Regions from separate parts of the Homo sapiens genome. Here region 2 is linked to region 1. The links are chromatin loops, found by intact Hi-C in ENCODE. Cell type or tissue: IMR-90. All regions are shown on one strand. Each heading gives the region's core, and the rest is flanking DNA. Links, peaks and the distances in the headings are about the cores only.

Evidence for each region. A loop is a pair of places that touch in the nucleus more often than their neighbours do. Peaks named below come from ENCODE experiments on the same cell type or tissue, not always from the same donor. Only the 100,000 strongest peaks of a DNase experiment are listed, where the experiment ranks them.
Region 2: a loop joins it to region 1, with 5 times the contacts of the local background. A loop is called at or near these places in 21 of 110 quality-filtered maps.

What each region holds. Positions count from the first base shown.
Region 1 is chr11:36,253,228-36,264,717 of GRCh38, reverse strand. No RefSeq gene overlaps it. Among named protein-coding and RNA genes, the nearest start is that of COMMD9, 30 kb to the left of the region's middle. In IMR-90, for the core only: a CTCF peak has its summit at 5,770; a DNase peak (open chromatin) is centred at 5,767; H3K27me3 peaks cover 3,073 bases.
Region 2 is chr11:36,126,730-36,138,219 of GRCh38, reverse strand. All of the region lies in intron 4 of LDLRAD3 (low density lipoprotein receptor class A domain containing 3), which reads right to left. Among named protein-coding and RNA genes, the nearest start is that of MIR3973, 120 kb to the right of the region's middle. In IMR-90, for the core only: a CTCF peak has its summit at 6,290 (motif pointing right); DNase peaks (open chromatin) are centred at 6,279 and 7,579.

The DNA.
Region 1 (11,490 bases), core at 1,977-9,976:
CTGCAGAGCCCCAGGGAACCCCCGTGGTCATCCAGGGTGCATGGGCATGACTGCTGACCATCTGTTTCCCAGGATGGATTTCTCCCTGGCACAGATGGTGAATCCAGACTCCTCTCTCCCATGTCAAACAGCCAGCTGTGGAAGACACTGCATTGCTGCAGTCTCTGCCTGGTCTCTCTCGTGACCCCATTTTCCACATCATTCGCCTCCACTCCTCTCCACATGTTGGTTTCATTTCAACCTTACCCAAAAAGAACTCCTCCCTCTGGTTGGTCTGTTGAGCCATCTCACAAAATGAAATTCATAGCGTCTGAAGCAGTGGGAAACTCTTCTCTTTGCTTGTTTAGCAGAGACATGGGTATCCCTTCATCCCCCTTCACAACCTTAGCCCATCCTCATCATGATCTCTCACCTGGAATACTGGATTAGCCTCCAAAGGGCACCCTGCACTGGCCTTGTCCTCCCCAAGTCCAGCCTTCCCAGTGCTTTCCAGAAAGTAAACTTGATCTGGTTTTACTCGCTAAACCTGGTCCCACCTTCCCGGGCTTCTCCATCTTAGTAAACAACAGCTCCAACCAGAGACGTGGGAAACATCACTGCCTCCTTCTCTGCCTGCTGCTATACCCACCTTCCTCCCATTTAATCCATTAGCAAGACTTGCTGGTTCTCTCTCCAAAATATACTCACATTGGTCCATTTCTCTCCATCTCTGCACCACCTTGGTTAATGACTCTGTCATTTCTCACCTATGGTAGCCTCTAAGCATGATGACATCTGACACCCTCTGCCTCCTGAGCTCATAACACTTTCCTCAGCACTCCATTCACACCAACCTTCCTTCAGTTCCAAGAGTCCTCCAAAGTCTTTCCAGCCGCAATGCCTGTGCACTCACTGCATCCCCCACCCACCCCTCGCCCTGCTCCAAACTGTAACACTCTTTCCCCTGCTCTTGAAAAGACTGGGTTCTTCCCATTTTTTTAATACTTATCTAAAAGATCACTATCTTAGAGAAAGTTTCTCAAGCTATGCTCTCTAAAGAGGATTCCTTCTTTTATTCTGAATCACAGCATCCTGTTCATTTCTTGCCCCCCACCACTCCACGCCATGGAAAGTCTTATTAATTCAGTGAACTGATGTGCATTCTCATTTATTTACCATGGTCGTTGTCTGTCTCCCCACTGGAGACATGAAGATGAGCAACTTGTCTATCTTGTTCGATGTTATATCCCCATAGCCTGGCACGGAGTACCTGCTCAATAAATATTTGCTAACTGAATGTAATAAATGAATGGAAGATGCATCATGGCACTGTCCTGCTTTTCTCTGTCAATGGCTTCCCATTGTCCCCAGTATGCTGTCAAAACTCCAAACTCCATAGGGCTCCATTAGAGTTTCTTCACGACCTTACCTCAGCTCACCTTTCCAATGTCTTCATTAGGTTTATGGGGAATCAATCTGGAAAGGTTCAAGTCATAATGGGTTCCATGGTGCAGACGAGAGCACTGGCCTGGCAGTGAGAAAAAGGGACATTGAACAAATGATCTTTATGATTCCAGGCAGTGCTTCCATTGTGCAGTCTGAGGTTTGTTTGAGTGTGTGGTTAGTTTGTTTGTTTGTTTGCTGTTTGTTTTTTAAACCATAGCTGGGATGAAACTCTCAATCAAGAAGCCAAGGGAGAAATTTGAGAAGAGAAGCAACAGCTCTTGCTGTCTTGGATGGCTGGGAAGGGATATGCAGAGATCAGGAATCCCTAGTGCTGACTCGGGCCAGGCAGCGTCAGGAGTCTCAAGAAAACAAACCCTGGAGATTGGCAGGTCCAAGAGCAGGGCGGGGGGCCACACCGGTCTCGTTCACCTTCTATCCCCAGTGCTTAGTCTTTGGCACATGGTAGGTCCTTGGTGAAAGGTTGGGGGGAAGCACATGCCACGGGGACCGGAAACCCCGTCCCACTCATGTCACTGCTGAGTGTCATCGAGATCACAAGAAAGCCCCCCAGGCCATGGTCCCTCTCAATGAGAAGCATCTATGGATGGCAGGGGCAGGGCTATTTGCCCCACTCGTCTGCCCTCCTCAGACCTCAACTGAGCCTTCAGCCGCCCCCAGTGTACATGTCCTACTGGCCCAGCCTCAGTTTTGCTCCCTCCACTGCTAAACATATCTGACAGATCAAACATATTTGCTGGCTCTTTGCAATGGCTCTGTGTCTAGATAGGGTTTCTTTTCTTTTCTTTTTCTTTTTTTTTTCTTTCTTTCTTTTCTTTTCTTTTCTTTTTTTTTTTTTTTTTTTTTTTTTGAGGCAGGGTCTCGCTCTGTTGCCCAGGCTGGAGTATGGTGTAATCTGGGTTCACTGCAGACTCAACCACCTGGGCTCAAGCAGTCCTCCCACCTCAGCCTGCCAAGTATCACACACCACAACAGCCCACCTGATTAAAAAAAAAAAAAAGTACAGATGCAGTCTTGCTTTGTTGCCCAGGCTGGTTGCAAACTCCTGGGCTCAAGCAACCCTCCTGCCTCAGCCTCCTAAAGTGCTGGGATTATAGGCGTGAGCCACTGTGCTCAGCCCCTGGTTTCTTGCTCTAATCCTCCCAAGCCCAGCAGCACCAGGCAGCTGCCAGGATTGAAGAAGGCACCTCCGAGTCTCTAAGTCAGCTTCCTCAGAGAGTGTTCCCTCGATTCCTAGGTGTGCGGCTCTGGGTATAGACCTCCGGGCTCAGCCCTGACCACAGATATAAATTGAGCCTCTGCAGCAGGGATGGGGTAGGAGGAGCTGAGGGTATCTAGGGGCTTTTTCATGAACCACAGTCCTTCCAAGCAGCACAAGCTTCTCCACAGCAAACCCCAAAAGCTGTGTGCACTTCTGATTAATCCACTGAGATGAGTCCGCTGAGAGGGCAAAGTATCTCCACGTTCACACTGGGCACCAGAAGTTGTCACACAAAGCATCTGGCGGGCATGCACACTAGGTCTTTGAATCCTCATATCCCTCAGCGGTGGTTTTATTATCTCCACTTCCTCAGATCAGGAAACAGAGCCTTGGAGATGAGAAATAATTTGCTGGAGGTCACAGCTAGGTCTGGCCCCACGTCCAGTGGTTTTCAGTTTCTGGACAAATTCAGGGCTGGGAAGTTACAGTGTGGAAAAGGATCATCCTCAGAAGATAAAAGTGTCAAAATCGACGAGATGGCCCCCCAGGAGTGCCAGTGATCTAAAGCTGGGAGCTCCAGGAACAAGGAGAAGGATGGCTGCCCCAGATGGACCGAGACCGGTCAGAGACAAAGGAGGCTGGGTAGATGTCTGGGAGCCTTGTGACATTAGGAGCAGCTGGAAATAGAGGAGGGAAAGAAAGAAGGAGGCTCAGGAGGTGGTAACATCAAAAGGCTATCTCATGGCAGGGGGGATGCATGTTATTCCAGGTGGCAGGGCAAGGTTGGTGTGGGGAGGACAGTGGGGAGGGATAGCTGGCTGGCTTTGTAGGGTTATTCTCTGGCTCTAGCGGTTGAGAATGGTAAAAGCTAGTGCTTTAACATCAGGTGCCTCTGTAGGTTCTTCAGAAGCCTCCATCCGAGGGTCCTAACACAGGTGCCTGTCTTCTCCAGTGGCCACTCAGGACTAACACCTCAGTTTTCTGTGATCCACTCCATTTACAGGTTTATTCTGTTGAAGCCACATCAGCGCCTCCAGGCTGAGGTTATACGTGGCTTGTAAATCCTAAAATATTTACCGTCAGGCTCTTTACAGAAAAAGTTTGATTAAAGTTTGATGAAAAAATAGTATATGTTATACACCTTGCTTTTTTTTTTCTTTAACCCAGTAACCTATCCTGAAGGTCTCCTTCTATCAGTACTTAAGAGCTTCTTCATTCCTTTCTAGGGCACACAGTATACCATTGTCTGGATGGACTATGATTTATTTAGCCAGTTTCCTATTGGTGGACAGTTAGGCTGTTACCAACCTTCTGCTATTACAAATGCTGCTGCAATAGGTAGATTTGTACAGGAAGCTGGAGAAAGTTCCAAGAAATGTATATGCCCAGATCTCAGCACAGATCTCCTGAGGCAGTGTCTTTGGAGTCAGAGTCCCAGGCATCTGTATTTTTAGGAATTCCCCAAGCGTTGCACATGCAGCCAGGTTGGGGAATCACATTTACAGCTCATGCCTTCTGACGACAAGAAAGGCTGGATCCCCTTTGCTGGTCCCATAAGAGTCCAGAGAGGGAGGCAAGCATCTCTCATCCCATAGAGGAATATCAGTCTTCAAGGCCTGGTTGGCACTGGCCCCCCAAAGATTGGACAGAAAATTAGGAAGCCAAAGTGGTATTGTGATCTCAGAGTTTTTTTGTCTCTATTGAGACACAGTCAGAGCCTGTTCTGGCCCAGGGCAATGATGGGGAGGTACAGGGGTTGTGGACCATGTCAAGGGACCCCCGGGGAGGCTGAGCTGGGGACATGACATCTGACTGAGACTGGAAGCATAAGTAAGAGTTAGCCAGAGGGTAACAGCTCTTGCTATCTTGGATGGCTGGGAAGGGATATGCAGAGATCAGGAATCCCTAGTGCTGACTCGGGCCAGGCAGCGTCAGGAGTCTCAAGAAAACAAACCCTGGAGATTGGCAGGTCTGAGAGCAGGGCGGGGGGCCACACCAGTCTCGTTCACCTTCTATCCCCAGTGCTTAGTCTTTGGCACGTGGTAGGTCGTTGGTGAAAGGTTGAGGGGAAGCACATGCCATGGGGACTGGAAACCCCATCCCACTCATGTCACTGCTGAGGGTCATCACAAGAAAGCCCCCCAGGCCATGGTCCCTCTGAATGAGAAGCGTCTACGGATAGCAGCGGCAGGACTATTTGCCCTGCTAGTCTCCCCTCCTCAGACCTCAATTGAGCCTTTAGCTGCCCCAGTGAACATGTCCTACTGGCCCAGCCTCAGTTCTGCTCCCTCCCCTGATAAAGGAGGGAGGGACACAGGGAAGATGGCCAGGCAGAGGGACAGCGCATGCAAAGGCTCAGAGGAGACAGTGAAGGGCTCAGAACTGACTGCAGGAATTCACGCTCATTCAGTCTGGCTGGAACCTCCAACTCATGGGCCTGTAATTCTTTGATTCCTGTTTTTTTTTCTACTAGGCTATGAGGTTTATAAGGGCGGGGCCTGTGCCCTTTTCCTCCATCCCTTTCTCTTTTTCCTCCCTCCCTTCTTTTCTTCCTTCCCTGCTTCTTTCCTCATTTTGCCTCTTGGCTATATCACTGGTGTCTCAAATATTGGTGAGTGAGTGAGTGAATGGACTTAGGTCTGGGAGGTTGCCCCAGGGAGAACCAAGTCTTGAGTGGTCTGCATTTGTTCTGAAGCTCTTTCTCCTCTCTTCTGTCCCTCTCCACCAGCACAGTGGTTCCCAGGGGTGCCTCTACAGCACCTTCATGCCGTCTCCAGCCCAGCAGTCCCCAGCTGCTCCTGCATGCTGGAGGTGGGGCTGCTGGGAGCCTGGCCAGCTGTGGGAGAGTAGGAAGAAGTGGGTCCCTGCTGACCTGTCCTTCCTTAAGCTTTGTCCTGGACCTTTTCCCTCTGAACCTTGCTGCCGACGAAGATGGAGCACCTGCGGAAGCTCTGTACTCCATCCAGACAAACAGTGGAAGCTGCACGGATAGTCCTCCCCAGGGCTGGAGCTGCCAGGGCTCAGAGGCTACCACAACACAGAACTCTGGGCCTCACTACACACGTGTCCTGGCCTCATCCTGAAGCTTCTCACTTTTCTAAGCTATGCATTCAGCGATTCCTGCAGGGGGAGCACTAGTCCAGAAAGAAGGCCCGCCATCAGCTGCCCAGTCCCGGGGTAAGTCGCCTGCCCTCCCATCTGCTGAGCCCTGGGATAAAAGAGACTCGCTCATGCTAGGAATGGGGCTGGAATCAGGTACTCCTCCCAAACCCTTTTTATCCTAGACAGTGCAGACCTGGCTGTGATCTGCCTCCTTTCCTCAGAGCCCCACCCTGTGGCACCGTCAAGTGAGGCTCCTTTGTGATCGCTCCCTCACGAGTTGTAAAGAGCGGTTCTCTTCTCTGTTCACAACGTGGGGCCATTTGCCATGCCCTTCAGTCCCACTGTCCACACTAGTTTAGGTGTAGCCCTCACCTGGACTCCTGACATCCTCCTAACAGGCTTCACCCCTTCTGTTGTCCCCTGAAATCCATTCTGTGCCAGATGGCTGAGTGGTCACTTTAAACCCATCAGATGTCATCACTCTTACACTTAAAACCTGCCACGAGGCTCACCATAACACCTGCGCTCCTTGTCCCAGCCTCCCCGGCTCAGTGGGCCCCCTCTCCTCCCTGCACTTTCCCCAGGCATGCTGACCTCCCTCTGTTCCTCAATCACATTGAACTCCCTTCTGCACAAGACCTTGGCACCAACTCTTTGGTCACCCTAGAATACACTTCCCCCAGATCCACATGTGGCTGCGCAGGGTTCAGCCCCAGTGTGACCTTCTCAGGGAGGCTTCCTTGACCACTCAACCCAAAGTCACAGAGCATCTTTTTTACATATCACACTTGCTGAAATGATCTTGTTTGGCATTGTCTGTGTACTCCCACTGGAAGACAAGCTCTAGGAGAGTGTGAACCCTGTTTGTCATTTTCACTGTGGGGTCCCCACCTTCTGGAGCTTGAATTCCCTTCTCTTTAGAGCTCTGCGGGAGCTATATCTTTGTCACGGTTCTGAATCTTTTCAACAAACACTTTTGTTAGGCAGGAGGTCCAGCAGCCCCTTGCTTTTGGTTTTCAAAACTTAACTAAGATTCACAAATTAGAGCTCAGATCCAATCTCAGAGGACAGAGAATACTCCAGTTGATTGGCTTCTCTTTCTTTGATGTGAAGCCCTTTCATTTCTCCTACCTGCCTGCTGCCTTGCCCCACGCCATCTGCCTCCACCCTCCACAGACGGGCCCCTGGCCCCAGCCCTACTCCCTTGCCACCCATCCATCAAAGGAAGACAAGATCGGCTCAGGAGCCCCTGAGCTTATCTGAATCAAAGAAAACTAGGAAAAGAAGATACAAACAACATGCAGGGAGGGGAACAGGGCTATCAGAGGCCCTGGTCACAGAAGAAGTCAGCCAAGAAGCGTGCCAGGTGTCTGTGAGGGCGCGCAACCCTGACCCAGTGACTCACAGCGTGATGGACTCACTCTTGGTCAAGCTTTCCCCTGCATGAACAGCACCCACTGAGCCAGGGAGACTCTAGGGGAAAGTCCTAGAGAGCTATGTCTTAACACCAGCTTTGCCTTGCAATTTTTAAGGTGTCTGCATCTGTTTATTCCCTTGTCTCTTTATCTCCTCTTTAACCACTGCCCCCACCCCCTGCCCCAGGTGATATGAGAAAGAAAATAATAGCAATGTGAGCCAGACACTGTTCTGAGCCTTTTAAATGCTTAGAATGTTTCATTCACACAACAACCCTGTAAAATGAGAACTATTATTCCCTTTTTTTCACAGAAAACTGGGCACCGGGGAAGTTATGTAACTTGCCCAAGTTCGCATAATTAGTAAGGAGAACTGGAATTTGCTCCCAGGCAATCTTATTGCAGAGTGTGTGCTCTTAGCCACTCTACCACTTTTTCTCTAGTAGGATAATGGAGGCGAACAAGCCTGTTAACTGTGACACCCCCATGTAAGCATTCATTGTTTTTCAACCTCTTCTTCCCTGGCTTCTAGCATCCTCTGTGTCTCTATTCGAGTTTTTCTGCCCTGGGGCACAGAGGTGCCCAGGTGGACCCCTACCTTCTGGGAACCAAGCACCCAGTGCACAGCCTGGCATAACAGGTGCACAGGTGTTTATACAGCTGGACTCCACCTAGGAGGGTGGTTGAGGAATGAGGGAAGGAGGATAAAATGGTGGAAAAGCTGGAATTCATAGAGATTATTGATCATTCTATTAGTAATAAAAAATAGCTAATGTTTACTGAGTTGTAATTCCATGTCAGACATGGTTTGAAGCATTTCAGGTATCAAATGAAATGGTTATGCTGTTGATAAGGGTAAGATTATATATCAGATAAGTTGATATTTGGAAAGCTTATGCTGTCCAATCTCACAGATGGCCTCCAGGGATCCTCGCCTCCTGGTATCCTTATCCGTGCTTAGTCCCAGCCCAAACTGAGTCAGGGGTGACCTGTGTGACGCCAGTGCATCGTGACTTCCCCCTTGGTCTCTTGGATCACTCACTCTGAGGGAAGCCTGCCCCCATGCAGGGAGGACACTTAGGCGGTCCCATGGTGCAGCCTGTGTGGAAAAGAAATGAGGCCTCTGGCCAACAGCCACGTGAGTGAGACAACTTGGAAGTGGATGCTCCAGCCCCGCTTGAGCCTTCAGATGATGCAGCACCAGCCAATATGTGACAGCACCCTCACAAGAGGCCAGAACTGCCCAGGGAATCACCCCTGAATTCCTGGTCCATAGAAACTATGAGATAGTAAATGGTGGCTGTTTTATGGCACTGCATACCAAAAATAAAATTCTAAGGCCCCCAGTCATCTGAATGGACTTCCTCCTCAGCCAGGGCATTCTTAAAATTTAACCTGAAAGACTAGTTCAGGCCTTGATGAGAAGTAGAGGTTGGATATGTCTCATTATACCTCTCTAGCATTAACATCAACACAGACTTTAGTCTGATAAGAAACATTTTACAACCTATTCTCTCTGAAGCCTACCATCTGAAGGCTTCCTCTGCAAATAAGAATTTGGTCTCCACAATATTTTATATTAACCCAGACATTCCTTTCTATTGATCCCACGTCTTTAGATAAACTCAACCAATTGTCAATCAGAAAATTTTTACATCTACCTATAAGCTGGAGGCCCCTGGTTCAAGTTGTCCCACCTTTCTGGACCAAACTAGTGTATTTCTTAAATGTATTTGATTGAAGTCTCATGACTGTCTAAAATATATAAAACTAAGCTGCACCCCGACCTCCTTGGGCACATGTTCTCAGGACCTCCTGAGGGCTGTGTCATGGGCCATGGTCACCCATATTTGTCTCAGAATAAGCCTCCTCAAATATTTTACAGTGTTTGACTCTTTTTGTTGACAACACTGAGTTTTGGGGTAATTTGTTATGCTGCAATAGATAACGAATACATCAACTCTCATTTAGTCATCACAACAACTTTACAAAGTAGATCCTTAAATTATCCAGCATAAAGCTAGAATGGGTGGTGGCAGGCTTCTAGCCCAAGGAGTCCCACCCCAGAGCCTGCTCTGTAGATGTTCATGGGATGGTGCCCCTCTCTTGAGAGATTCTCTGGGAGACATAGCAGACCACAGTACCAGCCTCTCCTCAGTATCACCTTAAAAATTAAAGAGTACTGTGACCCTTCTCTAAAGATTTTGACTCACCTTGTCTAGAATGGGGCCTGTAGCCAACTCAAGGCCTGAATATTTCAGGACTCCCTAATCTTCTCAGAACGCCTCAGTATGCAATTATGGCTATCCCATTTGACTAGTCAGGAGGCTTAGACTATGCTGCAGTGACCAGAAATCTCAGTGGTTTAACACATAGAGGTTCATTTCTCCTTCCTGTCTCAATCTGACAGCAGGTGGGCAATTCTCCTCCATCTTGAACTGTGCCATCTGGAATACATGGCTTCCTAAATCACTGCAACAAGGCAAGGGAAAGAAAGTAGAGACCATTCGACATGTTTATAAGGGCCAAGACTGAAAGTAACTTATATGATGCCCAATATTCCTTGGCCAAAGCCCAGTCACATGAGCCTAATACCACTGCAAGGGAAGCTGGAAAATATGAAAAGCAAATGCATATCTGGTGAATCACATCAATGCTCTGCCACACCTATTATTTGCTGGCAATAATATACTATGTTGCAGATTTCTGTTTATCTTGATTTCTCAACTAGATAGAAGCTCTTTGAGGTCAAGAACAACCTTTAATTTCTCCCCTATAGGGCTGATCACTTGGTCACTGCTAAATGTGCTCTTCTGGATAAACTGGTGACATGGTCATTCTAAGGAAGTGACTAGTGGCCATGTGACATAGAGTCTGACAGATTTGGGTGCAAATCCTAACTCTAACCCTCGCTTGGCAAGTTCTCTAAGCCTCGGTTGTTCTGCCTGTGAAATAGGAATGACAATGACTGTTTTACAAAGTTAGAGTGCGAACTAAATGAAATAATTTAGAATATCAATTACCTGCCACACGTCATGCAACAGAGAGGAGGCTCAAAAACGATACCTATTATAATCTACAAAACCAGGGGCATCAAGAAGGATGAAATTCCTGGGGGCCTATGAGCCCCTTGAAATTGTATGCAAATATTTTGTATATGTAGGAATCCATAGGGACCTTTCACTACTCACTTTCCTTGTTTATTTATAAAAACACACATGTCATAATTCATTGTACAATGTTTACATATTACAGATTATAATAGCTCATGCATATTGAGGGCTTACCATATTCCAGGCACTGCTTTGGGTGCTTTGTGTGCATAAATCATGGAGCCCGTGAACTAGAGGCTGTTATTTTCATCCTTATTTTACAGATAAGGAAACCGATTCACAGAGAGATTAAGCTGCCAAAGGCCCCCCACAGCCAGTAAGTAGCTGAGTTGGTCTCAACTCAAACCCAGGCGGTCTAACTACACAGCACATTTCCAATGTCAGTCGTACTCAGACCAGCAGCAGCAGCACCTGGGAGCTTGTTAGAAATGTGAATTCTTGGGTCCCTCCCCAGACCTACTGAATCAGAACTCTGGTTTTTAATGAGCCCTCTCGATGATTCTGATGCACGTTAAAGTTTGTGAACCCTGTGCTCTGCTATTGTGCTGCCTCTCCACCCCATCAGTTAGTTCTTCTGGTACCTAGCACAGGTCTGTGGCTTACTAAGTGAACAAATTAATACTGTCACCTACACATAACTCTGGTTCAAAACCTTTCTTCTTGCATCTGATGTCAGAAGCATCAGAAGGAAAAAGCCTGCCCAAAATAAATTGGAAAGTGTCCTCCTTTGTCCTATTGGGGTCACCTGCACCCCTAGCTCTCCTCAAACTGGACAAATCAGCCATCAGAGCAGATCACTGGTCAAAACCAGACCAGAGCCCCATGCTGTCTGCATGCCAAGGAGAAAGGCAGAGAGTGGCTGGCTGTACCCCCAGGATGCTATTTTGTTCCTTGCCAACCACCATGCATCTCAAACAAGTGTGCAGCAAACAGATTGCAGCCCGGGACTCTCCCCACCCTCTGCCCCAGCTGTTCCTGCCTTGACGCCCAGCCTCTTCTCTGTGATCCCTCTGATATCCAGATGGCAGCAGACACAGTAGCAAAGGCAGCTCCAGGCAAGCAGCTCCCAAGCCAGCTGTGTATTTGATTAACAAGAAAGCCAGGCAGATGCAGCTTATCGGGAGGACTCACAAAGGCAGCGAGCAGACGGCCACAAAATGCCAGCCTGTTTTATCCTCTGCCCAGCCAAGGGAATTTTTCATGTTGATTCTGATGT
Region 2 (11,490 bases), core at 1,987-9,986, 130 kb after region 1:
AGTTAAGAAAGGTGAGAGTCAGGATTTGAACCCAGATCTCTCTGAATCCAGAGCCCATGTTCTTGCCCACAAGGCAATAGATGGTTCCCTTGCAGAGGACAGCCTGCTGGTGTCACTGCCAGCCTTGGACCCAACTCCCTGATCTTCAAGCACTCAGGGTGATGCACCTCAAATGCAACAGATTAAAGGGCCCCTGAGTTACGTATGGCCCAGTAAATTCCACCCTTAAGATGTGGTTTGACTTTTAAAAAAACTGAACACTTTCCTCTTATCTCATGTTAAAAAATAATGAGCACAGCTGAACTAGAGACGTCTGTGAATACAGACAAAACAGTTACCCATCACAGAAGCAAATAAATATGTAAATGGTTACCCATTCCTCTGCTCACTCTGCCTTCATCTCTGCAGCAGGGAAGAGCGGCAGCAACGGCGTTTTTCAAGAAGTGGTTTAGGATTATGTGGTGGAATTACTATTTATCTATTCAAAATATAAGGCTTGCTAATTAGGTCATAATGGTACTCATCTATCATGTGAATTTGGAGCATATACTGTATTGATCTACAATGTTGTCCACGGGCACAATGTGCTTATTAATACCAGCTTAGCTGTGCCGAGCTGTTCTCATGAAACTTCAACCTCCTGGAAACCAATTTAAGTCATCCAGGCTGACTGCAGATGAGTGGCATGTTGCTATTACACTGTTTCCATTAGGACTGCTAGACTTGAATGCTTCACCTTCAGAATCTTTCCCCTGGATTTTGTCCAGAGTTCCCAAATTGCAGAGGATCTGCTAATTCTGATGAGAGGTTACAGATAAAATGAACTCATGAGATTATGTCATTAGAAGTTGGTTGGGTAAAAACTGAACTTGTAGGTATGTGAATTGAGCCCTACATCTGAAAAGGTGTTCAGGCAGGCAAAGGATATTAAATGTTCTGGCTACCCCAGCAGGTGTCAGAGATGTCCCTTATTTACATACACAAACAGTGACAGAATGGTCCCATCACAAATCCATTTCCTGGTCAACCTCAGTTCAGGTTGCTGGCCAGTGACAAATGAGGCTTAGCATGGCTGCGTTATGTTCCATGGACCTCTTCCTAATATCTATGCTGAATTCTGGCCCTGCCAGAATTTGCTAGTTGTAGGGCTTTGGGTAACTGTGTTAGGCTGTTCTTGCATTGCTATAAAGAAATACCTGAGTCTGGGTAATTTATAAACAAGAGGTTTAGGCTGGGTGCGGTGGCTCATGCCTGTAATCCCAGCACTTTGGGAGGCTGAGGCAGGTGGATCACTCGAGGCCAGGAGTTTGAGACCCACTTGGCCAACATGGCAAAACCCTGCCTCTACTAAAAATACAAAAATTAGCCAGCTGTGGTGGCACACACCTGTAATCCCAGCTACTCAGGAGGCTGAGGCACAAGAATTGCTTGAACTCAGGAGACAGGGGTAACCGTGAGCTAAGATCGCGCCACTGTACTCCAGCCTGGGTGACTAAGACTCTGTCTCAAAAAAAAAAAAAAGAGGATTAGTTGGCTCACAGTTCTGCAGGCTTTACAAGAGGCATGGTGCAGGCATCTACTCAGCTTCTGGGTGGGCCTCGGGAAACTTTCCATCATGGCAGAAGGTGAAGGAGGAGCAGGCATGTCACATGGTGAAAGCAGAAGCAAGTAAGACAGAGTCTGGCGGGAGGTGCCACACACTTTTAAACAACCATATCTCAAGAGAACTCACTATCATAGAGACAGCACCAAGCCATGAAGGATCCGCCCCCATGATCCAAACACCTCCCACCAGGCCCCACCTCCAGCACTGGGGATTACAATTCAACGTGAGATTTGGGCAGGGACAAATAACCAAACTGTATCAGTAACTTACTTTACTTCTCTGTACACTGGCCTCAATTGTGAAATAGGAAAAACAGGATCTACCTTGTGGGGTTGTTGTGAAGTCTACCTAAGACAGTGTATATGAAACATCTGGTGCACAGTGGGCACTCAGGCTTTTATGCCTCAACTTAATCCTTCTGAGATAGGCCAGCATGCCCCCTGCAGCACACATTCATGAAGGCCAATCGGCATAGAGCACAGGACTCAGTGTACACAGATTCATGTGCACAGATGAACTGGGTTATATAGAAGGAATATCTTATCCTGAAGGAATAATGCTAGCAGGTCCTTCAGAGCTAGAGTGTTGGTAGTGTTGATCCACGAGATGTAACTCCAAGAAATAATTCCTTGGTTGGGTACTTTTGGAAAATGCCAAATACTGTATCTCCCACTTAGGGATTTATTTTTTCTTCTTCTTTTTTTGAGATGGAGTCTCACTCTGTTGCCTGGGCTGGAGTGCAGTGGTGCTATCTCGGCTCACTGCAACCTCTGCCTCCCGGGTTCAAACGATTCTCCTGCCTCAGCCTCCTGAGTAGCTGGGATTACAGGTGTGCACCACCACACCCAACTAATTTTTGGATTTTTAGTAGAGACGGTGTTTCACCATGTTGGCCAGGCTGGTGTTGAACTCCTGGCCTCAAGTGATCCGCCCGCCTCGGCTTCCCAAAGTGCTGGGGTTACAGCGTGAGCCACCGTGCCCAACCCCACTTACGGATTTCTAAAGCATCCAAGACTTGTAGTAGTTCCAAAACAAAGAAATCTGTTTGACTTCATTTTACCTGGGGTTTTTCATGCTTTTTAAATCACTGTTTTGGGAGATGGGTAGGTGATGCCATGAAGGAGTTTATCATTTTAAACACTCAGGATAATGAGAAGACTCAGAATGGGAACAGAAGGCAGGAAGAAGGAAAGCAAGGTCAGAATTGTTGCCACCCCTCAAGGCTTAGGGGCCAGAAATAACAACTCTCCAGAATCTTCCCAAACCCCAGCCATGGGGAAAGGGCAAAAAGCCAGCAATCAATCTTTCAAGAATCAAAATGCACAGAACTGGAATGCAGAGGCACGACTTTTCCCAGACATTTCCCTGGACTTCTGGCTTTGATCTGAAAGACCAGAGACAAGCCACAGCAAAACTCTGTGCTTATTAAACCGTGTGTTTAAATGATTTATACAGAAAAGTTGAGAGGCTGCATCTCCAGGCTGAGTCAAAAGAAGGTGGAAGCTCAGTTATCCCAAGTATCCACCAAACATCACTCTTCTTTTGCTGCACCTACAACAGTGAGGAAGAGGAGGGAAAGAGAGAGGGGAAACAGGGAAAATGGAGAAAAGAAGGGTGCTGAGAGTGGAGAACTGGGGACATAAGAGTAACCAGGAGAGAAACCTAGAGGCAGGGGAGCTGGAAGAAGTCATTAGTGTTTCACCCCCTTTAATACCCTCATGGTACCAGGCAGATGATACCTCCTGGTCCCCAGAGAGCCGGCAGCACCCACCACCAACTTGCCAATTCTGAGCTATTCTTCCTGCTGCAGATCAAAAGACAGACTTCCCAGCAAGAGGGGAGGTTCTCAAAAGCAAGTTAAACATAACTGCAACTGAATGAGCCCAAGAGGGAATGAATGATTCCATTTCTCAATGAGGTCCGTAACAGATGCCCAATGTGGCTGCAGCTACCTTCAGCTGAAAGGCTGGGCTCAGGCTTGCAAAAACTACACTGCTGCCTTCTCCATGAGATGTGAAGGGGGCCTACAAGAGTTCCCTCGAACAAAAATGCCATATCTCATTTCCCACACACCACTGTTAAGATGATATGTAAAATTCCCTCTCAAAGCTTGAGAGCTCTGGATGAAGAAACCACTTCCTTCAGACATGCAAATGCTGCAGACCCTATGGAGTGAGAATCTATGATTAAGCAGCCTAAGACATGACAGGAAAAATAAGATCAGGAAAACTCGATTTTTACAGGAACTGATAAAAGTGCTTATTAATATCATTAGTGCTTATTAATACCTAATGACAACAGACACTGCATATTAAGGAGACTATCAGTAACACTTTACACATCTTAAAATTGCAATCATTAGGAGTGTACAATGCATTTCAATGTATCCCCCTGCTTTCTGGAAGCTTCTCCGGATCTCCCTTTTCAGTTTCCATAAGATGCTGATGTTATGATTTTTGCCTTGTAGGAGGTAACTTGCAGACAAACAAGATTTTTTCCCCAGTGTCTGGTTGCCCATCCAAATGTCTGATGTCCTTCTGATTTTATCTCCATTCCTGTTATACTTGATCCAAAATTATCTGGGTCGCTATGCATGCATGTGTGTGTATGTGTGTGTATACATACATGTTATATATATATATACTTGGAAATCTGAAAGAGGGAAGAAGGAACAAAGCCAGATTTTTCTCAGCTTTCAGTTCTTTCAACTAGAACAGACATTTAAGAACCCACACCCAAGCAGAACTGGACCATTTTATCCTTCGATGTAGAAAATGGGCCGGGCGCGGTGGCTCATGCCTGTAATACCAACACTTTGGGAGGCTGAGGCAGGCGGATCACAAGGTCAGGAGATCAAGACCATCCTGGCTAACACGGTGAAACCCTGTTTCTACTAAAAATACAAAAACAAAATTAGCCAGGCGTGGTGGCAGGCGCCTGTGGTCCCAGCTACTCGGGAGGCTGAGGCAGGAGAATGGCGTGAACCCAGGAGGCGGAGCTTGCAGTGAGCTGAGACACAGCCTAGGTGACAGAGCAAGACTCCGTCTCAAAAAAAAAAAAAAAAAAGAAAAGAAAAAGAAAACGGACTTGGGCTGGGCATGGTGGCTCATGCCTGTAATCCTAGCACTTTGGGAGGCTGAGGCAGGAGGACTGCTTCAGCCCAGGAGTTTGAGACCAACCTGGAAAACAGAGCAAGACCTTGTCTCAGTTTTTTCCAAAAGAAAAGAAAAGAAAAGAAAAGAAAAGAAAAGAAAAGAAAGGAAAAGAAAATGGACTCAGGCTGGGCATGATGGCTGACACCTGTAATCCCAGCATTCTGGGAGGCTGAGACAGGAGGACTGCTTGAGCCCAGGAGTTCGAGACCAACCTGGACAACATAGCAAGGCCCCATCTCAACTAAAAAAAAGAAAAAAGAAAATGGACAAATGGACTTGGCCTTCTTAGGCCATAAGGAAGATGAATCATCACTGCAGGAGATGCCAGAAAATGCAAAAGGAGAGCTAAGTAAGTTTAAGTTTCCAGATAAAAGGTAAACAAAGGTAAAATTTAATGAGCACATACCATGGGCCAAACACTAGACAAGAGGCTGTTTTAATCAGTATCTCATTTATCCTCTCAAAATAAAAACCCCAAAACACTATAAAACTCATTCTATTATCCCCAAAAGGGGGGAACTGAGGCTGGGGAGAGGAAGTCACTTGCCCAGGGTCACGTGGCTGGGAAGCCACAGAGCTGAGGACCAAACTCAAACCTGCTGACTAACGTGGTGCTCTTCCCTCTGTATACACGGCCCCGCATGAGTACGTTACTTATGAGTGCGTTAAAACAAGCCAAAAACCCCACATGGGCTTAAACCGCTGCATTCACTTGACAAGCACTATGTAAGGTCCTCTCCTATCGGGACTGTAAGGCGCTCAAAAGTGATGTATGGATAGGAAGAAAAAACGCAACATCACCTGAAACCCGAATTAAAAATCCATGTGCTTCTGAGTCCTGAACAATTTCTCTATCACAAAATATTTACTGTGGCTTTGTGACCTTCGACAAACCACCCAACCTTTGTGTGCCCCAGTTTTCTCATCTATAAAACGGGGAAATAATGACACCTACTCCTTCTGGGTTGTTGTGTGATTTAACAAATTTTAAATATAAAGCACTAAGAACAGTGTTGGGCACACAGTCAACACTGTGTAAGTTTAGCCACGCTGCATTATTGCTCTTATTAGATAATCACACATCATTGAAGCATGTGTACACACACACACAGTCACACGTTTTCTTTTTCTCTTCTCTCACACAAAAACGGGTTATTGAGACACATTTTCCAACAAGAGACAGTGGACTTGGCAAAGGAGCCTCTTAATGCAGCCTCCTTTATTTTCCGTCTTCCGCTCTCCTTTATAAATAGGTTTGGCAAACTGATGCTTAATAGCTTAATATCGTGTTCATATTAATCTCACCCTGTCTGAACTTCAAAGGGACACACTGTTCTGACTGCTAATGAAATGAATTTTAGTTGTAAGTTTCCAAGGGATCAGAGCTGGAAAAAAAAAAAAATCCCAGCTGATTTAAAAAGACAAACATCTCCTTGGTGCTCTTTTAAAGCTATTTGGGTTTTACAGAGCCATCGCCCCAAGCAGGGGAAATCCAACAGCCTTAGCCTGGCCAGCACAAGGTCCCACAGACGCTAGATGGCACTAGAACATGCTCGAAACAAAGACCACCCAGCACCTAAGCTCCTCTGGTCCTTTGCCCAGCCCACCCCAGGCCCCAGGTGGGTTCAATGAGGCAAGATGTGTGATATAGACTATACAAACTGGAATAAACCATGCAAATGTTAGAAACTATAAATAGGAGTCAAGGAAGCAATATTACATGCTTGGACAAAATACACCCAGGTATTCTTTTCTGGATTTCAAAAGGCAAATCATCACAATAATTCAGTACTTAATGCTACTGAGCCATACACTTAAAAATGGCTAAGACAGTAGGTTTTCTGTTATGTATATTTCACCATAATTTTTTTAAAAGGCAAAGCATCCCCAATAATAGGAATAGTATAGTGTTTTCATTCCTAAGAAATAAATACAATAATGTAGTCAGTTACCATCTCTTACTCTGGTATAATGTATTCTAGCCCCAAAGCAACAAAAAAGTAGTTATTTTACAAACTGGCTCGTTCCAGGACACTGCCAGGCAGCTCATACCTCTGTTCATTTCGAAAACCTCACTTTATATAAATACCAACCTCCCTATCCTTGAGAAGGCTCCGAAGCAGGTTATTCTCATAGAGAGAAAGCTCTTATGCCCCAAACCAGCTTTGAGATGCGTCTGCTGCTGCCTGGAGCCTCACCATCTCCAATTCATTTGCGTGGAAAGGCAAGACAGCTCGTTTAAGCACAGATTACTGGTGGTGGGGTGAGAGCTGGGAGAACAGGGAAAGCCTCTCAAGGCATGAGCCTTACAGGCATGAGCCACTGTGCCCGGCCTAGAGTGGTTTTTCTGATGCCAATGTGGATAAATCTGCTCCTCTGGTTGGCCACCCTTTGAGCCAACTGCACAGCTCAGGTTGGATTCCAGCTGGAAGTCAGGTGAGGCATCCTGAGATGCCTGGTCTCACCTGGGTTGTGACGGGTACCAGGTAGAGGCTTCTGGCCACCAGCAGGGTTAGATAAAGACATTAGGATCCTGAGAATGGGAGGCAGTCCATGAAAGAGATAGTGCGCACTGGACTTGGACTGAGAGAGGCCTGGGGCTGAATTCCAGATTCCAGAGCTGGCTCCTTCCAGTAGAGTGAACCTGGGCAACTCTCTCAGCCTCAGCCTCTACCTACCACTGCCAAGTGGGGATGATGATAATAGCTCCTCAACCAGCTGCTGTGAGGACTACGTGGGCTGATCTGTAAGAAGGACCTAACATTAACATAGTGCCTTGATGAAGCCTGAATGACTCGCACAAAGCAGGCGCTCAGACCAGGGTTGAGGAGAACAGGGGAGCTGGAGGGGCTCGGAGTCATCACTATCTTAGCAGAAGTGGTTGCTGCTTTGTGGATAAAACTGGCGGCAGCTTGCCCCAGCCCTGCGAGTCATTCAGGCTTCATCTGGGCAAGGAAGCATTCCCTCCAGCCTTCTGCCCTCCAAACTTCCTTCCGAACCTTTTGATGGCCTCACGCTGTCCTGAGGATCAAGGCTGGGATCTTAATACTTTTTCTAAAATCCAGCCCCTTCCAGCCCCCGTGGACACATCCAGACAAGCCTCTGCACACTTCATTTGTGAGTTCTATCCCGTCAGCCCCATTCTCTTTACCTTATGCCCTCACAAATGCTGCTCCCTCCACCGGGAAGACTCTTCTCTTCAGGGTCTTATCACCCTTCAGGTCTCAGCCAAATGCCCCTTCCTCAGGGAAGCCCACCGTGCTACTATCGTGTCCTACACTTTTCCTTACACGAATCATCACACTTGAAATTGCCTGTTCAATGCCTGTCTCTCAACTCTTCAGTGAACTGTAAGCATAGGGTCTCAGCTGATAAAAGCTAGCCATTACTATTACTATCCATTCAACAAATATTGACTGAGCCCCTCCTGAGTTCCAGGCACCACTATGGGGGCTGAGGATACTGCAATGAACAACAAACAAAACACGGAAGTTCCCTCCTGGAGCTTTTATCTTACAGAGGGAGACTAGCAAACAACAAGAATGAATGTAAGGACAGTGTACACCCAGTGGTGATAAATACTACAGAGAAAAATATAGCAGGGAAGGGAAAAGATGCAGTTTGATAGAGGGTGGTCAGGGAAGGTCTCACTGAGCAAAGACCCAGAGGAGGTGGGTGGATTGGGGAGAGTGTTGGGGGTGGTGAACATTCCAGGCAGGTTTTAGGGCCAAGAAGGAGGCTTAGGGCAGATGTTTCAGCTGGGATGCCTCCTTCCACATTTTCTGACTGCCTCAGAGCAATGATCAATTGCATGGCCTCTCTATGCCCTAGGTAAGGGAATCCACGCAACAACCTAAGTCATGCCTGTGGCTCCCGGGAAGGGACCTGGCACAAAGGACGATTTATAAAATCTGAGTGCAGAACATCCCTTGGGGTCCCAGCAAGGTCGGATTTGATACTGGCTCACCTCCTCTGAAGGGACTCTGGGACAGGACCATTCCTAGTTCCTCGTTCAACTTTCATATTGGCCTTCTAGGTTGGCACAGGCTATTGGAGATGAAGGCTCTGGGGCTGATTTCACAGGGAATCCCAGACCACATACCTCTGCTCAATGTTCGAATCAGCAAAACACCAAGTCCTGCTTGCAGCAGCCTCTGCCATCGACAGTTGCAAGCCAAATCCTTTGGGTTTTGTTTTTGTTTTAGAAAGGACTTAGAAAAGGGCTAATAGTGTTCTTCTCAGAAGCAGGCAGAGAACAAATGCCATATGCTCTTCTAAATTAACCTTCCCACACAATGACCGGGACATTTCTATCTGGGAAGGTCTATTAAATCTCTCGAGCTGGAGGCAGGGGCTGGTTCCCTCATCATTATTCCTCTCTACTCCCCAAACATCAAATCTAGTATTGAGACCTGTACTTCTACTTCCCTGACATCTCTTGACTTTGTCCATTTCCCTCCATCTCACAGGGAAAGCCACCACCATCCCTCATGTAGACTACAAAGGTAGCATCCCAGCCAGTGTCTCTCTACTAACCTTGGCCTCTGCCCATCACTGTTCCACCGATGCTAGGGTGATTTTTCTTTTCTCTCTTTTTTTTTTTTTTCCTTGAGACACAGTCTCACTCTCTTACCCAGGCTGGAGTGCAGTAATGTGATCTCCACTCACTGCAACCTCAGCCTCCTGGGTTCAAGCGATTCTCCTGACTCAGCCACCTGAGTAGCTGAGACTACAGGTGCCTATCACCACACCAGGCTAATTTTTGTATTTTTAGTAGAGATGGGGTTTCACCATGTTGCCCAAGCTGGTCTTGAAGTCCCGACCTCAGGCAATCTACCCACTTCAGCCTCCCAAAGTGTTGGGATTACAGGCATGAATCACCGTGCCCAGCCTAGAGTGGTTTTTCTGATTAAAAACTGGATTGTAGTTCTGCCCTTTGGGCTCCCCACTGCTCTCGAGATAAAGTCCAATTTCCCAGGTGCACGGGCTTCTACAGTCCTTTATGATGGCACCCTCTGGCATCTCTACCCACGAGTCCCAGGGGGAGCATCTGTGCATGGTGGTTTGGTAAGCTTCACTTGTTGAAGCATCCAGCACAAGGCTGGGCAGAAGAAATTGCGGTTAAATGCGTGAGATGGACCAATATTCTCCAGCTAGCAGGAGGCAGAGGAGCTCCCTGTCCCTGGGCCAGACCCCTATGGGGAGGGTATTTATACAGATGCTGATTAATTGTTTGCCTACACACAGTATTACAAACAAACAGGGAATTAATTCTTCATCTTTCAGTTCCCATTCTAAGTTTAATTGCCTACATGTCATATACATATATATATATATATATGTAAAAACAACTCTGCCATCAATACGCAACAGTTGAGTTATGAACCTCCCGGCCACCTGATGCCTCAGATCAGTGAGTGTGGGGTAGCTCCTGCCTCCTCGGTGTACATCCACCAGGAGGAGGCTGCTTTGGGGAAACAGCTGGAGAAATTCCCAACATATATCTTTGGAAGGGCATTAAAACACCTCAACTGGTGGACCTTTGACCCAGGGAAAGTAAAGGCAAGTGCATATTTTGGGTACCTGCAGAAGAACAAAAAATACAATACTAGGTAATAAAACAGTGATTCAGAGCATGAGCTTTGGAATCAAATTCTTACAAGCTGTGTGATCTTGGGCAGGTCACTTAACCTCTCTGAGCCCTTACATCCTAAACTGATATGAAGCAGATTTGAGGAGCAAATGACATAACCTAAATAAAAAACTTAGCATGGTGGCTCAGACATGGTAAGAAGTCTACTCAGGTTAACTAACATTATAGCTTTACCTACTGTTACTTCTGATGTAGGAGCAAAAACTGTTGTCAAAGCCTCTGTATCACAACAATAAGACTAACCCAGCAGCATCAAGCATTTCTTGAGTACCTACTATGTTCCAATCCTGTTCTAAGAATTTCACAAATATTAATCACATCTTCCTAAAAATAACCTAACAGGCTAGTACCCCAATTTTACAGATGGTGAAACTGAGACAAAGTGAGATTTAAGGAACCAGCCAGGATTAAACAGCATGTACTATATAAATTCAAATATATAAGTGAAAAACACCTTCCTCTCAGTACTGTTTTATTGTGTAACTTTCACCATAAACTATTCATAATTGATAATCCTTCAAACCTCTGTTTAACCCCAATTCCATATGCAAATCTGTAGTTTTATTATATTAATATTTCATTATATAAACAATAAAGTAAAGACATTCCTTAAACCTGTATCTTTAGCTTCTAACAGTCATTTTTTTGCAGTCTTCTATATTAAGATTGCAAGATCAAGTGTTGACAAGAATACAGGTGTTGGTTATTTTTTAATGCGTGTCTTTCTTTCAAAACACAACAGTAATGTGCTCAGTGTAAAAAACTGAAAAATGGGCAAAACCAGACATTAAATTCTCTACAATCCACCACCAGGGATGACCACTGCTCACATTTGTTGAATTTTCCTTTTGGGCTGATTCTGCACAATTTTGTTTACACAGTCGAGTTCACAGGATGCACTTGCTCGGCAGTGGGTTTAACTCTGGGTGATTATGCATGTTCTAATTACTTAGCCATTCAGGACACCCACTGGTCTTACAACATAGGTTCTCTGCAGATTATAACTCCACAGAGTTCTTTCTTCCTTTCAACAGAAATTAAAAAGGAAATTAAAGCCACAGACATACCAAATAACA